Linked DNA regions of Homo sapiens: region 2 is linked to region 1. Evidence: chromatin loops called from intact Hi-C (ENCODE). Cell type or tissue: A673. All regions are shown on one strand.

Region 1 (8,000 bases):
AAAATATTTACTTGGGTTACCTCTAGACTAGTTAGGGTTACAGATGATTTTGAAAAAACTTTAGCATTTTCTAACAATTTTACAAGAACATGTATTACATATATAAATAGGAAAAAAAAAACCTTTTAAAAAGGAAAGTAAATAGTGAGACAACAAAAATTGTTCAGAAATGAAGCCAGCTGTCAGTGGGCATGGTGGGAAAGAAAAGCAACAGAGCCTGAGAATAGTCACGATTTGTGGACTCTGCCCTCATTTGTTAAAATGATTCCATTTATATCCTAGATGTCTCTGAAATGCAGATTCTAAATCTATTTTTTCTAAGTCAGAGTCTATTTTGGAAAGACTAGGGAAAGTGCTTATATAAATATTGTAGTAATTTCCTCATAAAGTTATAATCATACATCTATTTGTACCTTACAGTTTACAAAGCACTGAACGTATACTCTCTAGTTTGATCCTCCCAACAGTAATGTGTAAGGCGTTGCTTTCTTCTTTCTACAGGTATAAATTCAGCCTGAGATTCCAGAATATTCTGTGTATTGACCACCACAGCAAGAAGAAAAAGTCCATGTAGGACTGAAATGTAAGTCTTACGATTGCTCAACCTGGTCTCTCTACCATAACACCTTTGAATTGAGTTATCTCACAAATAATAATTTCCATGTCTACTTGAAGTGGATTTGTTTATAGAGCATTGCTTTCATTAATTCATTCTGCAGCTGCTGAGTGCTAGGGTAAGCCAGGCTTTCTCCCTTGCCTGGGGATGCAGCAGTGAACAAAGTGGACATGATCCTCCTCTCTTGAGTTTTAGTCTGTGGGCCAGGAGTTGGGGGGTAGGAGAGGAAACTAGAGGAGCAGGGTCATTTCCTCTGGGGGTTGAGAATGATGAAGATGAAAAGCATAATGCTGGGGGAGACAGAGACTTGTTGGTGTGTGGGTGTGGGGCCACTTCAGGAAGAGTCTTCAGGGGGCCTTTCTGAAGAGCTGGCATTGACGCAGTACCTGAAGGAGGAAGCCAGTAACCATTGAGGGGTTAGAGCCTTTGGGTAAGAGGGAACCATAACAGAAGACATACTGAGGCTGTGGGAATGGACTTGGCTTATTTGAGGAAGCAAAGGAAGGTTTGCATGACTAGAGTGGGGGCCCTCAGAGAGTAGTGGATCCTGGCTAGGAATGTGGCCTGTGACTTACTTCTCACAGTAAGTAAGAAGTCCTCTTCTCCAGGGACCTTTGTGTGAGCCATGGCTAGTGTGGTCTGGTGGGTTCCAGCACTAGCCCTAGCACTCACTCCATCCCAATCTTAGGAAAACACGTCCCTGCATTCCCAGCCTCAATTTCCCTAGGAAGAGGGTTGTCACTGTCCTCTTCCTACTGAATTCATTTTTTCCCTTCCTCACAAGACGACAACCTCTGTGAAGACTGTAATGAGGTCACTCCTTTCTAACTTCTCCACACTCCCAACCCATCCATACACCTACACCCAGAAGCATCCAGGCCATTTTTGTTCTATCATGGCAGATCAACTGATATACAAGCTAGGGATTTAAGAAATACACAGGGGTTGGAATAAGCTGGATTTATTGGCCAATTGTAAAAACTGATACTAATATTTATTAGCTATAGAAAGAAAAATAGAGGCCTGCGTAGGCACTGTAGCCAGCTGCTAGCTCCCAGCCACCCCCACCATCCGGGTCTGGGGACAGAGCCCACTCTCCAGTCCTTTCCTGCCCCCAGGGATGACTTGCAGGGAGGATGATGCTGTCTTGCCTGGGATTTACCCATCCAAACAGCCCATATTTCACACCTGTGGCTCCCCACTAACTACATCTCCTCTGAAGAATTAGTGAAAGGAAGGAGTCTTGCGGGAGGGGTAGGTGATGTTTGCTTAGCTTCATGCCCAGGGATAAAAGAGCAAGCTTTCCAAAATTCCAGTCTGATCTGTACTCCCCCACTTCATGCTGGGCTGGGCTCCCCATCACCCTCAGAAAGAAGTCCCCTGCCCTGGCCAGGCGCTTTTGCTCACGCCTGTAATCCCAGCACTTTGGGAGGCCGAGGCAGGTGGATCACGAGGTCAGGAAATCGAGACCATCCTGGCCAACATGGTGAAACCCCAGCTCTACTAAAAATACAAAAATTAGCTGGATGTGGTGGTAGGTGCCTGTAATCCTAGCTACTCGGGAGGCTGAGGCAGGAGAATCACTTGAACTGGGGAGTCAGAGGTTGCGGTGAGCCGGGATCGTGCCACCGCACTCCAGCCTGGCGACAGAGACTCCGTCTCAAAAAAAAAAGAAGTCCCCTGTCCTTACACTTTCAAGTCCTGCAAATTCTAGCCCCCGCCTGCCTTCCTTGGGGTGCCCCCGCTCCATGTTCTGTTTCTCTGGCTCTGTCTTCTGGCCTTTCTTAGTCCCTGGCATTGGCCATTCTTGCTTCTTCCCTATGGTTGAGAATTCTCTGTGCCTTTCCCCTTGCCTCACTCCTTGGCAGGTGAGCTCATTCCCACTTTCATCCCTCATGTCTCATTTAAATATGGCTGCCTTTTGGACCCCCTGGGAGAGAAGTTTTCTGTTCCCCGTTCCTTCAGCCCCCCAAGCCCCATCTTTGGCATCTTGTCATAATTTGCCTTTAATGGCTGGCTTCCCTGTTGGCTATAAGACCCGGAGGACAGTGGCTGCATTTGTCCTGTTCGCAGGTGGGTTTTTTTGGGTGAAGGGCGACAGGATGTCACTGTGTCACCCAGGCTGGAGTGCAGTGGTGCAATCATGGCTCACTGCAGCCTTGACCTCCTGGGCTCAAGCGATCCTCCTACCTCAGCCTCCCCAGTAGCTGGTACCACAGATTTGTACCACCACACCCAGCTAATTTTTAAAAGTTTTGTAGAGATGGGGTTTTGCCACATTGCCCAGGCTGATCTCAAACTCTTGGACTCAAGCAATCCTCCTGCCTTGGCCTCTCAAAGTGCTGGGATTACAGATGTGAGCCACTGAGCCTGGCCTCAGTGGCTTCTTCCTACCTCACACAATGTCTGGCGTAGGAGCCATAAAACTTGGTTGCATGGATGAATAAGTGAACCAGGAAGGCCTTTGAAGCTTTTCCGCACTGCTTAGATTTCAGGGTGAAATTTGGGGGATCTCTTGAACTTCAGTTTCTTAGACTCCAGCAAAGAACAGGACCTGTAACTTGGAAGTGAAGGTGAGAGAGCCACAATGACAGGAGCATTTTTAAGCTCTGACCTGCTAGCCTAGAGCCTAGCGCCAGGCCCTGCTCTAGGCTCTTTGCATGAATTATCTGGTGAATCTCACAATTGCTGTTATAATCTCCATTCTTCAGCCAGTCCTGGGAGTAAGGGGAAGGGTGCGTGAGTACCAGGTCAGAAGAAAAGCAAGAAGTAGGTGGTAGAAACTCTAAACAGAAAAAGAAGCAGGCTCAATTTGGGGGGTCTGCTGGAAGGAACAGAAGAGGCCCCAGGACTCTGGCTTCAGGGCCAGGGACTGTGTCTGGGTTGCTTGGTCAAAGACAGACAGGCTTCACCCAGAGCTGGCCAAATGCTGGACACTGGGCTAAGAGGACTTTATATGCCTGCTTCATCCAACTGCACAACAGCCCACCGAAGAAAGGGACTTTCAGAACAGTTAAGTCACTTGCTCAGTGTCATACAGCCAGTGGCAGAGGTGCAATTGCAAAGTCCCCTTGCTTACTGGGGCATTCTCAGATGGTCAGTGAAACAGCAAGCTCTGGTTCGCTTCCTGAGTGTAGCCCAGTTGAGTTCATTTGAGGCACTGACACCATCTTAGAGATTTATACAAATACCACACTGCTCAAAGCAGCAAGGGCACGCCTGTAAGAGCAGATGCACAACCTGCCTTCATAACAGGAGAGCAATTGTAACTGAGGTTCCTCGGTCTGGAGGCCACCAGAGAATCCCCTAAGCCCAGCCCAGCCTCTTGATCAGGACTTTTTGGGCTAATGCCCCAGGTCATTTCTTTGCTGTCTGACTGAGCCTCCTCCCTCTGATAACCGTACAGTGCCATCTCTTCTATAAAAACAAAAGTTTTCTTCTAAAGCTGTCTTCCACCGCCAACCAGAAGCCCAAGGCCTCTTATTTCTTACAAGTTTCTGCTCCCAGAGCCATTTTATTTCTCCTTATTGGGTGATCAACTTTTCCCTCTTCGCCTGGGACTTTTCTGCTTTTAGGATTGAAAGTCCTTGGTCGTAGGCAGTCCCCTCAGTCCCAGGTAAAAACCAGAATGGTTGGTCACCGCTCTACACTGGGAGAGGGTAGAGAAATGTTTTTTAATTCTCATCTATACATCAGTTTCTTTAGCTGCTTAATGTATGCAGCCTGTCCGATTTTGTGACAAACTGTCACAACATTCCCAGAAATGGCGGCGGATGGAACCACATTCAGGGATCCCACTGGAGTGCACTTGTCCGACCTAGTTGACTTGTTGCAGACCTGCACTTCCGCTGTTGAACACTAGATGGTGGCCTTGCACCCTTGTTTAGAGAAAGTGCGACACTGAACCTGGCCTTCAGGAAGTGCTGGGCATTTGGGAAGAACATGGGCCAGAGAGAAGTGAAAAAATATATGCTTATGGGACAGCCTAGAAGAAGCAGACCAGTGTGCAATGGCAAGCGCTAAAAAGGAAAAATATCAGATTTGGCTTAAAATTCCTTAAGCATTTAGACATTGGGATGGAAAGAAAGGCATGTTTATTTTACCAGGAAGTGGGTCTGCTTTCACCAGATGATCTGAATAACTTGTCCACTGGGAATACATCGTATAAAGGAGAAAAAAAAAAAAGCGAACAAGTTGGTCAGACACAGGGAACATCTTCTGGGTGGGTTTAATTACAGCTTTAGCTCCCTGGGTGAGCTACCATCCCGATACCAGAGCCGGCGCTGCAGGTGTGCTTAGCCAGCCCAGCCAGGGCCGAAGATACTGACAAGACCGGAGGAGGCCCCTCTCGAGACTGAGTGACTCACACCACCTGCAGAGAGCACAGTTGCCACGAGCCTTGCTCATCCTCCTCGAGCAGCTAAATTTATATTCTGAGAGCAGAACACTGGCGCTGGAGCTGTCAGGAGGGAACAGGGAGGAGATGGGAAGGAAGAGTGCCATCATCTTGGAGCGGGCTCGGGGGTGGAAGTGGATTCACATTCTAAGGGCTTTGTAAGTGAGCCCACAAGATTTTTCATGGAGAAACTGGTGTCTGAGAAATTACAGTTTTCTCTTAAATGTTCCCCTCTCCTCCACTTAAACCCCAGTAACAGCTGTCAAGGTCAAGGGAAAATCTTCCCTTTCATTCTCTGAAGTTTTGCTGAAAAATCAACTCACAAAAGGCAGATAATAAGAGAAAAGGCATAATACACATTTATTAGCATGCACAAAGCTGAATCAGAGTGACTGCCCCATATCCTGGTGGGGCCCAGATACTTACATAGCCTTATTTCAGATGGAAGCGGGGAGATGGGGAATATAGGTACTTCTGTTGAGAGGCAAGAAATGATTACTAGGGAGAATGAATGGATCGGGAACATAGATTAACTTGTAAATGGTTATCTCTGGAAATTGAATGAGCCTGAGAGACAGACGTTATCCTGTGAAAGGGTCTCTTCAGGTGTGGTTACATTGGATAGATAATAAGATAACAGGAAGAAGAAGGAAAAACAATTACTTTCCTTGGTGGGTTCACCTGGTCTTTATGCAGATAGGATAAAAGTCTCTTCTAGCATCTGTTGATCTCTAAGGGCCTTCAAAATACTCATTATAGGCCAGACATGGTGGCTTATACCTGTAATCCCAGCAGTTTGGGAGGCCAAGGTGGGAGGATTTTTTGAGCCCAGGAGTTTGAGACTAGCCTGGGCAATATAGTGAGATCCCCTCCCCACTGCCATCTCTACAAAAATAATTTTAAAAATTAGCTGGGCACGATGGTTCACACCTGTAGTCCCAGCTACTCAGGAGGCTGAGGTGGGAAGATCTCTTGAGCTCAAGAGGTCAAGGCTGCACTGAGCTGAGATCACGTTGCTGTACTCCAGCCTGAGTGACAGAGTGAGACCCTGCCTCAAAAAAAAAAAAAGTTAAAAAACCCCAAATCCTCATTATACCAAGGAGCCATATTTTGGGGTGAAGTTGCCTGCACCCCTTCATTACTAACAAGTTATGCTACTGAACTCCCTTTCAAAAGCTTGAGTTAACGATTAACACCCTGCCCTTCACAAGACATACTCATCAACCCAGAGAATGGTGGAGCTGGCCTGGCACTCAGTGACCCGGAGGCTTTTCAAACTGCTGGGGAGAGCTAGCTCTCCATACTCACCCCAGGGTTTTCTTATACAAAGATGCATTTCATTCTGCATGTAGAATATTTAAGATATCCAAAGAAGCTGTTACCACTTTTTATCTTTTTATGAGATCTGGAAAAACTGACCTTGAAAAATAAATCCTGTACTAAAAATACAAGTTTGATTAATTTTACAAGCTCAGAGAGATGAAGTAAAACCACAGCCTTCCCCTAGAGCTGGTCCAGCAGGATGACTAAGCCCAGGCAGAGCCCAGTCATAAGGCACGCTTTTCCTGCCCTGATGTCATGTCCTTGGAGCGGGTTAGAAGAGGTCTCTAAAGCAGTGGCCTGGAGTGGAGTCACAGCGTGGAAGATGAGGGGGTTTGCAGGAGAAAGCTTGAAGGAGGCTTCACCACAGAGCTTCAGTGGAACCTCACAGTTGCCTTGGTCCTTCAGAGAGTGGGCCTTTGATGCCTCAAATCTGTTTTTTCTTAGACTGTGGGGCTGGAGGAAGGTTTTCACTTTTGCATCTGCCCTGCAGGTGTAAGTCTGATAGGGCACCAGCTGAGGACAGCCCTGAACTGCAGGGCTGGCAGGAATGATCCAGACTGGATAGAAACGCCATGTGAGTGGTGGCGAGTAGTCGTGTGACAGTAGGCAGATAGTCAGGTATCAGCAGGGCGGGAGAGGCCTCCCCCCAACACACACCAGGAGTGCTGGGCGACCATCAGGTGAGGGTCAGGTGGTTGTTACCTATTTCTCTAAAGTAATAATTGTTCACAGTGGCACCAGGGAAAGGCAGTCTCCTAATAGATAGAAAACATCTGAAACTGGTGATCAGCAGCTTCCCCATAAGATCTCAGGAGAGGGGAGAAGTAACCCAAGACCCCGAAAGTATGTTGTATTAGAGTTCTCTAGAGGGAAAGAACTAATAGGATAGATGTCTATATGAGGAAGAGTTTATTAAGGAGCATTGACTCATACGATCACAAGCTGAAGCCCCACAATAGGCCATCTGCAAGCTGAGGAGCAAGGAAGCCAGTCCGAGTCCCAAAACCTTAAAAGCAAGGAAGCCGACAGCACAGCCTTCAATCTGTGGCCGAAGGCCTGAGAGCCCCAGGCAAACCAATGGTTTAAGTCCAAGAGTCCAAAGCTGAAGAACTTTGTCTGATGTTCGAGGGCAGGAAGCATCCAGCACGGGAGAAAGATGAGGGTCGGAAGACTCAGCAAGTCGGCTTCTCCTACCTTCTTCTGCCTGGTTTATTCTAGCGGCATCAGCAGCTGATTGGATGGTGCATACCCCCATCGAGGGTGGGTCTGCCTCTCCCAGTCCAGTGATTCAAATGTTAATCTCCTTTGGCAACACCCTCACAGACACACCCAGTAACAATACTTTGCGTCCTTCAATCCAGTCAAGCTGACGCTCAATATTAACCATCACATATGCCACCGTATAAAACCCCAAGTCAAGAGGTCAAGCCACGCAATTGGTCTTTCCAGTTGCCCTCTTGGTGTTCTTCCAAGTGTATCTTCCTTCCTTCCTTTCATTCACTATGCTACAGCTTTTTTTTTTTTTTTTTTTTTGAGACGGAGTCTTGTTCTGTCACCCAGGCTGGAGTGCAGTGGCGCGATCTCGGCTCACTGCAAGCTCCACCTCCTGGGTTCACGCCATTCTCCTGCCTCAGCCTCCTGAGCAGCTGGGATTACAGGAGTGTG
Region 2 (8,000 bases), 86 kb after region 1:
AAATCTAATCATACTAATAAAGAGGAAAGAAAACAACAAACCTAGCCCATAGAATATGAAATACTATTAAAAATGTTAAGTATGATATCTGTAGGTACTTTCTTCCCTTCATTTTCTAAATTTTATGATAAGCATTTATTACTTTTTATGAGAGAAGAGGAAAAACATAGTCTTTGCCAACTCTACGAGGTGACTCAGGACATAAAACAAAAGGTTATATTGGGATGCACTTTGAGAACGGCAAAGTGCCATGAGGATGGGCATGACTCTTACTAACTTACCCTGTGTGGTTAAGTGGGCCTCCGCTTGCTTGTCCGGAGGTGACTCCTTTTGCTAGGCCCTGAGCTCTTGGGTCCCCAAAGCTCAAGAGGACATTACAGGAGGTTGGCAGCAACCCTGATGCCCCACTTCACCTCGGTGGTGCCACCACCCCTAAGGCTGACCCTCCTTCTTGGGCTGTCTTGATTTCAGCCCCAATCACTCCACTAATGTCTGGAGGATTTCTAGAAGCACCTGCCACAGGTCCAGGTCTGAAGGTCTCTTTGTCTGCTGCATGAGCTCAGACCCTGCTGGACAAGAGTAGCAGGCACTACTGGTTTCTCCTCCCTACCACATTCCCTTGCTGGAGCCAGAGAAGGAGCCCCATGGACATCATGGACACTTTTTGCTAACTCTTTTCTTGTGTGTTTTTGAATGAAACCTTTCTTTTGTGGCCATATTGATGATACAGTGCTTGCCTTCATTATCCCTCCCAAAGAAATGACTTTGATATAGGTGGCCCTTGGTTCAGGCTTTTTCACCTCTCTCTCTCTCTCTCTCAGACACACACACACACACACACACACACACACACACACACAGTCACACACACACACACTGTCACACACACAGATAAAGTTGAAGTCCCATTTTCCTTCCTTCTCAGTGTTAGCCACTATCATGAAATGAATTTGGGTTTATCTTTTATAGTAATGTTGTCTGGTTTAGAAGTGATCGGTTGTATTTTCTTAATTGATGTTCTCTTAAATATTACCATTAACATTTAAAAATAAATATTTTTATCAAAGTGTAGCATGCATACAGAAATTGTACAACTCTTAGGTGTATAGTTTGACAAGTAGTAGTGAGGGGTGAAGGAAGCAGTAGTCCACCCCAGCTTCAGGCAATAAGGGGGTTCATTGTCTGTAGAGAATCTAAAAACAGGAAAAAAGCAGCTTTTATTACCATCATGCATTGGATATTCTAATAAACGTCAGTGATAAGATACTCATCCTTGCTGGAGTAGACCACTCTGGTGGCCTCTCTACCTTTGTATACCACTTCACCTTGATAAATATCACACAGTGAACAAATCCAGGTAATGACTACTCATATCTATACATAGAATAGGGCTGACCAGGCGCGGTGGCTCACACCTGTAATCCCAGCACTTCGGGAGGCCAAGGCGGGCAGATCACCTGAGGTCAGGAGTTCGAGACCAGCCTGACCAACATGGAGAAACCCCGTCTCTACTAAAAATACAAAGTTAGCCGGGCGTGGTGGCACATGCCTGTAATCCCAGCTACTAGGGAGGCTGAGGCAGGAGAATCGCTTGAACCTGGGAGGTGGAGGTTGCGGTGAGCCGAGATCATGCCATTGCACTCCAGCCTGGGCAACAAGAGCGAAACTCCGTCTCAAAAAAAAAAAAAAAAAAAAAAAAAAAGAAGAGGGCCAGCACCCTGGAAAACTCACTTGTAATACCACAGATTCATTTTGCCTATATTTTAATCTTATATGAATGGAATCATATACTATGGGTTCTTTTAAGCCTGGGCTTCTTTTATTCAGCTTCATGTTTGTAAGATTCGTCCATACCATTATGTGTAGCAGTTTATTCATTTCTGCTGTGTAATATTTCATTGTGCATATACAAAACATATTTATCCATTCTCTGGTTGATTAACATTTGGGTTGATTTCGTTTTGGGGCTATCATGAACAGTGCTGCTATGAACATTCTTGTATGTGTTTTTTGGTGCACATATGTAGGCATTTCTATTGGGCAGATTGGGCATTCCTATTGGGCAGCAGAATTGCTGGTTCAGACAGTGTGTACCCTCAACTTCAGTAGATTCTGTCTGAGGAGTTTTTTCAGCCATGTGGAACTGTTAGTCCATTAAACCTCTTTCATTTATAAATTACCTAGTCTTGGGTAGTATCTTTATAGCAGTGTGAGAATGGACTAATACACTGCCACTTTCTTAAAATGGTTATACTGAGTGACAACCTTACCAGCAATCAAGAGAGGTTCAGGTGACCCGCATTCTCACCAACACTTTGTATAGTCAGCTCCTAAAATTGTAATCATTCTGGGAGAAGTATAGTGGCATCGTATTGTAGTTTTATGTAATAGGCATTTCCTTGATCTCTAATGAGTTTAAGCAACTTTTATGTGTTTATTGGCCATTTGAATATCTCCTTTCTAAAATGCCTATTCAAGTCTTTTCCTGCATTTTAAAATTGAGTTGTCTGCTTAATTGATTTGCAAAAGTTATTTATATAGTCTGGATAGGCTTATTTTTCCCGGTTACATATAACGTCTTTTTTTCTACCAATGGTGTGCTTTGAAACACAGCAGTTTCTAATTTTAATGTAGATCAATTTATCAATTTTTTCTTTATGGCTAGTGCTATTTGTATTCTGTTTAAGAAATCTTTGCCTACCACTATGATTAATTCTTCTATTATTATTTAGAAGCTTTATCGTTTTGTTTTTCATATTTAGATTTAATCTACCTGGAATTGGTTTTTGTGTGTGGTGTGAGATAGGGGTCATTTTTTTTTCCATGTGGTGATCCAATTTACCCAGTAATTGGAAAGTAAGGGTAATGATCATTCTGATTTTGCTTCTAACCTCAGAGGAAAATCTTTCAACAATTTACCATTAAATGTAATGTTTGCTGTAGGAGTTTTGGTAGCCATCCTTCATGGAATGAAGAAAGTTTCCTTCTATTACTTGTTGGCTAAAAAGTTATTTTTTTCCTTTTAAATCATGAATTGGTGTTAAATATCATCAGATGATTTTTCCTCATTTATTACAATGATTATATTCATTTAAATATTTTTCTTTTAAGTTAACATTAACATTGACATATTTTCAAAATGTTGAAATAGCCTTCCTTTTGGGAATAAACCTAACTTGGTCTTGATGTCTTCTATTCTTTTTCTATACTATATTTTATTTGTTTCATGCTTGTGAGTCTTGCTCTTATCTCCTTGGTGACAGGGGTTTGCCTCACACGGATTTGATACCTCTCCTCCCATAGTGCTGGGCTCTTAGGAGATGCCCAATGCCTGGAGTCATTAATCCAAGCAGCGTTGTTTTTCCTTCCTGTAGTTGGGTGCATTTGACAGCTTGGATGGTGTGATTCTCCCAGTGGCTAATGAGCAGCTCAGGAATGCTAATGAAGGACTTCCTTTGGTTGTCTCCTGTGAGTCAGCAAATGAGCTCTGTAACTTGGAGAGCCAGAAGTTAATTAGTGCCCTGGTATAGACAGACCCTGATGGAAATAAGGGAATTTGGGTCTGTCAGAGAAGAGCGCTAGGAAGCTTTGAAGGTGAGGCCTGGATTAGGGACGTGAGGTGAAAACTAAAGGGAAGCCAAGGCTACGGTTTATAAATAAATGCCAGTGTTGGAGCTCTGTAAAGAAAACCAGGAAAGCCCAGAACATGTGGCCTAGACAGAAAGAAGAAGAGCAGGCCCAACATCTGGGTGTCGCTGACATCAGAGGCGCTGTTGATTCACCTCTTCCTTGTAGCAGAATACAGAGAGAAGTGCAGGAGATGTGTACAGCATGGATAGCGGAAGCAGATCACCTGGCAGGAGGCGGTGATGGATGAGGGATTTTAGGTGTCTTGCACTCCTTGTTCATTTTTCTTTGAGGCAGGATGGAAAGTCTAAAACCCCATCTGCTTACAAGTTTACTACAATAACCCGATGGATAAATAATTTGCAAGGCAATACCACGGATGATGAGCTCCAAATGAAATAGAATAGACTATAGACATGAGGCAAAGATGAAAGCTCAGTACCTTCCTGGCAGAACTACATAAGTGATGTCCACTGTGAGCACTGGACTCGGATGTGTTAGGCATGCTCATGATCTTGGGACGGTTACTTTGGCCAGAAAAATGTGTCACTCCCCTGGCTTAGGCAGATACCTAATTAGGTTAGGAGAACTGCCAAAAAGCACCCTATTGAAAGTTAAACTACTTCAAGGCACTGTGAGTAAAATATGCAAAATGTCACTGAGGCAGAAGTGAGCAAACCAGTAGAACAGGTGCAGCATGAAACTAACCTGCCAGGGACATTGTTAGTTCTGTTTCCTCTTGAAATCTCTTTTTTTTTCCCCCCCTGACTGTGTGGAAGCCCTGTCCTCTTTACTGCTGGAGACCCAGAAACAGATGCTCCCGCTGTCTCCTCACCTGAATTGTACTAGACTGAAAATGAAAATGAGGCTCCCAATTCTACCATGTCCATGTCCCAGCCATGCTGTGTTCACCAGGGAATGGCCCAGGATGGAACAAAGATGGATCAAGATTCTAAGTGTAAGCCCGTTCTTTGGAAGTGTAACCATTTGAATGAAACGTTCCTAATGTGTTGTTATTGTAGCAATGGTAACACCACACAGATGTCACCAGGAGTCTCCACAGCCTGGGAGAGACTTAAGCCTGTCCTCATGGTTTCTGCAAATTCTCACAGACTTATGGTTCTAAGCTGCATTGGATTGCTGGATGCAAAGAGCAGTCTCATCACACACCCGCACACTCCACTTTAAACATGTGACATGTTTTATTAGTTTAGCAATTTGCTGTAGATAAGAGGCATAGTGCTGTCAGGTGGGGTGGGATGGGGAATGAGGAGGCTGTGTCCTGCCCATCACAGCCTCTGGCTCTTCCCTCTCCTCTGTGCCTCTTGCTTTTCACTGCCTTTTCTGTTAGAATTCCTTCCTTCCTTCCTTCCTTCCTTCCTTCCTTCCTTCCTTCCTTCCTTCCTTCCTTCCTTCCCTCCTTCCTTCCCTCCCTCCCTCTCTTCCTTTCTTCCTTCTTGCTTTCTTGCTTTCTTCTTTTTATGGAATTTCACTCTTGTTGCCCAGGGTGGAATGCAATGGCACGATCTTGGCTCGCTGCAACCTCTGCCTCCGGGGTTCAAGTGATTCTCCTGCCTAGGCTTCCCAAGTAGCTGGGATTACAGGGGCCTGCCACCATGCCTGGCTAATTTTTTGTATTTTTAGTAGAGATAGGGTTTCACCATGTTTGGCAGGCTGGTCTCGAACTCCTGACCTCAGGTGATCCGCCCGCCTCGGCCTCCCAAAGTGCTGGGATTACAGGCGTGAGCCACCGCACCCGGCCAGAAATTCTTTATTTCTAACCCAGAGATGTCACTCCCTTTCCTGAGCCCTTGGTTCCAGCCATATCCATGCCCTACAAGATGTACATAGCTCAGGGGAGCTTCTGGGGTTGGGGGGTCCTACCAAGGAGTCTCTCTGTAAGAGATGATGTGGTACCAGCTCCTTTTAAACATTTTGAAGTGGACATCATTATTCCTGCTTCACACTTGAGGAGACTGAGGCCTGGCCTCAGTTTGGAGACGGAAGGGACTTGGTTAAAGTCCCACCTCCAGTAAAGAGTAGATCTGGGTCCCAAACCCAGGCCTTCTGACTCCATGTCCATCACTCTTTGTACCATCAAAGGGCAGAAACTCAAAGTGAACATCTGGGGGTTTGTAGAATCCTGGTGATTTCCACTTGGTTTCTTAAGACAATGCCTAGCCCAGGCTGAAAAGCATAATTAGCTCAGCCATAGACTCAGGCTCACCCCATGCCAACCCATGGCATCCAGCTCAGATTTGTACCCCGGAGTGGTCGGTGGGTATTAAACCTCTCTTGGAAGGCCAGGAGAGGACTTAAATGGCTGGGCCTTCACATTTATTTTCCTCTCTTCCCTTGGCTTTTTGTGGGGCTGAGCCTATCATTAATCAGGCTGTGAAGCAAAGGAAATAAAACACTGCCTTGGAAAGAGCTCTTATTTGTTTAAAATTGAAAAAAAAAATAACAACCCAGAAAAGACTGAAACATGTTTCCAACATACTGAATTTGATTATCTGTCTGTGCACAAAGGGACCCAGTCATTTGAAATTAAAGTTTAGAGAGTTGGCAAGTTTGTTTGATGAATCGATTGTGATGGGAGGAGCCCCCACCAACTGCAATGCTGAACTTCCTTCATCTCCTTTCTGTACATTCTGAGCATTTTGTTAATTGCTCTGATTGTTCAGTGCCACTGTGTTACAAGTTCCGGGGAGGGACAGAACTGGAGAAGTCCAATGTGTCTTCATCGTAGGGGCTTGAACAAGGGAGTCCCCAGTCTCTATCCAAGGTAGTGATCATTGGACCCACCAGCAGCTCCAGCACAATTGCTTTTGACTTTATTGTGAATTTGAATCAGAAATACAAGCCTCATCCATCGAGGAGCAAAGACACATGCATTGTTCAGACAGCAGAACAGAATGCAGGCCAGTGGGAAGCAGAGGATGTTATTATTGTTCTCTAGAGCAGCTCAGAGAGGAGAAAGCCTGGCAGTGAGTGCACAGGAAGCAGAAACTGGCAGATATAATCCAGCAATATGAACACTGGGATATGTTGTTCAGCACTTTGAGTTGCAAAATAAAATCCCGGTGGATGGGGCACCCCTCTTCCCCCTAACTCAAGCTCCCCCATTCCTCACGCTGCAGAGTTCATACTGAGTGCTCTTTTGCCCTGCAGCATCCGGAACAGTTGATTATGCCCCTGTCTTGTTTTGGAGCCTGCAGGGACTCCCTGATGCCGAGGGAACAGTTAACTTGGCATTCAAGTTCACTTTACCACCTGCTCCTCGACTTGGCCCCACCTGCCTTTTCCACCTATTGCCTGTGTGTCCCTTCTTGCACCTGCATTTTAGCCAGATGCAACTGCTGTCTTCTCCATAACCACTTTTCCTCCGTGTCCAGTTCATGCCTTTTCTTTGTTTTATGCTTGAAATGCCCTACATTTCATCTTTGCATGCCCCCATTCTTCTCATGATTTTGGAGCCTTGATGAAATGACACCACCTTCTTCTATTTCTCCCCTCTTTGCCCCTCCTCTGGATTTGCATAGTCAGGAGTCTTCCCTCTCACAACATCCATCACCTTCTACTTCATATCACACTGGCTTGGAAAGATTTCTTTTCCACATGCTTTATCTGATACATTCTTTGAAAGCAGGGGTAAGAGATTACTTGTCGTGTCCACTCTGGGTACAGGCAGGATGCCTTGGGCAGAGTAGGCATCCAAAAATGTTTGATGAATGAGAGACTTATTGAAGCAAGGGTTAGCAGTCTTTGGCTCAGGTTGGTACTCAGTGCATTCATCTGTCCATCCTGTCCTTCCTTCTCTCTATTCCCTCTTTTGCTTTTTCCTCTTCTCTACCTTCTCCTTTTCCTCTTTTAATTTCATTTACCCCCAAGCCTTGACATTCTACACAGCTCTGCTGGGCACACCCCATCTCTGCAGGTTGCTGGTTTCTGCTACAGGGGTGTTTGCTATGGTCCTAGACGACTTTTCAAGAACAACAGCAACAAAGAATCTGCACACTCAAGGTGGTTTTGTTTCAAGGAAGTAGGGTCTCTTTTCCACGTGATGCTTGTCTGCTATGGAGACTACTATTTGAAGTGATGTATTCGTGGAGCATTTCTTTCTCTCTGAGAAGTGGCAAGTGTTCTTCCCTGACCAGGGTCTCTGTTCATCTCCAAAGGTGGGTCTCGGTTCATCTTCAAAGGTTAGGCATGGAGGAGGCAAGCTGGCACAGGACCGAGTAGCAGCCAAGCCTCTCTCCTTGCTCAGATCTCACCACAAACCCCAGCTCCCGCTCTGGCCAGGATTACTGGGTCATAGCTGTTTGGCTTAAAGCAGCAGGAGATCAGTGAGGCACTAGGAAAAGAGCACCAGG

The links. Peaks named below come from ENCODE experiments on the same cell type or tissue, not always from the same donor. Only the 100,000 strongest peaks of a DNase experiment are listed, where the experiment ranks them.
Region 2: it touches region 1 in a loop (4-fold over the local background); 2 of 110 quality-filtered maps call a loop at or near these places.

The regions. Positions count from the first base shown.
Region 1 is chr2:30,112,351-30,120,350 of GRCh38, reverse strand. No RefSeq gene overlaps it. Among named protein-coding and RNA genes, the nearest start is that of YPEL5, 31 kb to the left of the region's middle. RefSeq lists an enhancer at 4,366-4,415. In A673, a CTCF peak has its summit at 4,481 (motif pointing right); DNase peaks (open chromatin) are centred at 4,500 and 4,980; H3K27ac peaks cover 4,944 bases.
Region 2 is chr2:30,026,832-30,034,831 of GRCh38, reverse strand. No RefSeq gene overlaps it. Among named protein-coding and RNA genes, the nearest start is that of ALK, 110 kb to the right of the region's middle. In A673, a CTCF peak has its summit at 7,999; DNase peaks (open chromatin) are centred at 3,401 and 4,841; H3K27ac peaks cover 4,122 bases.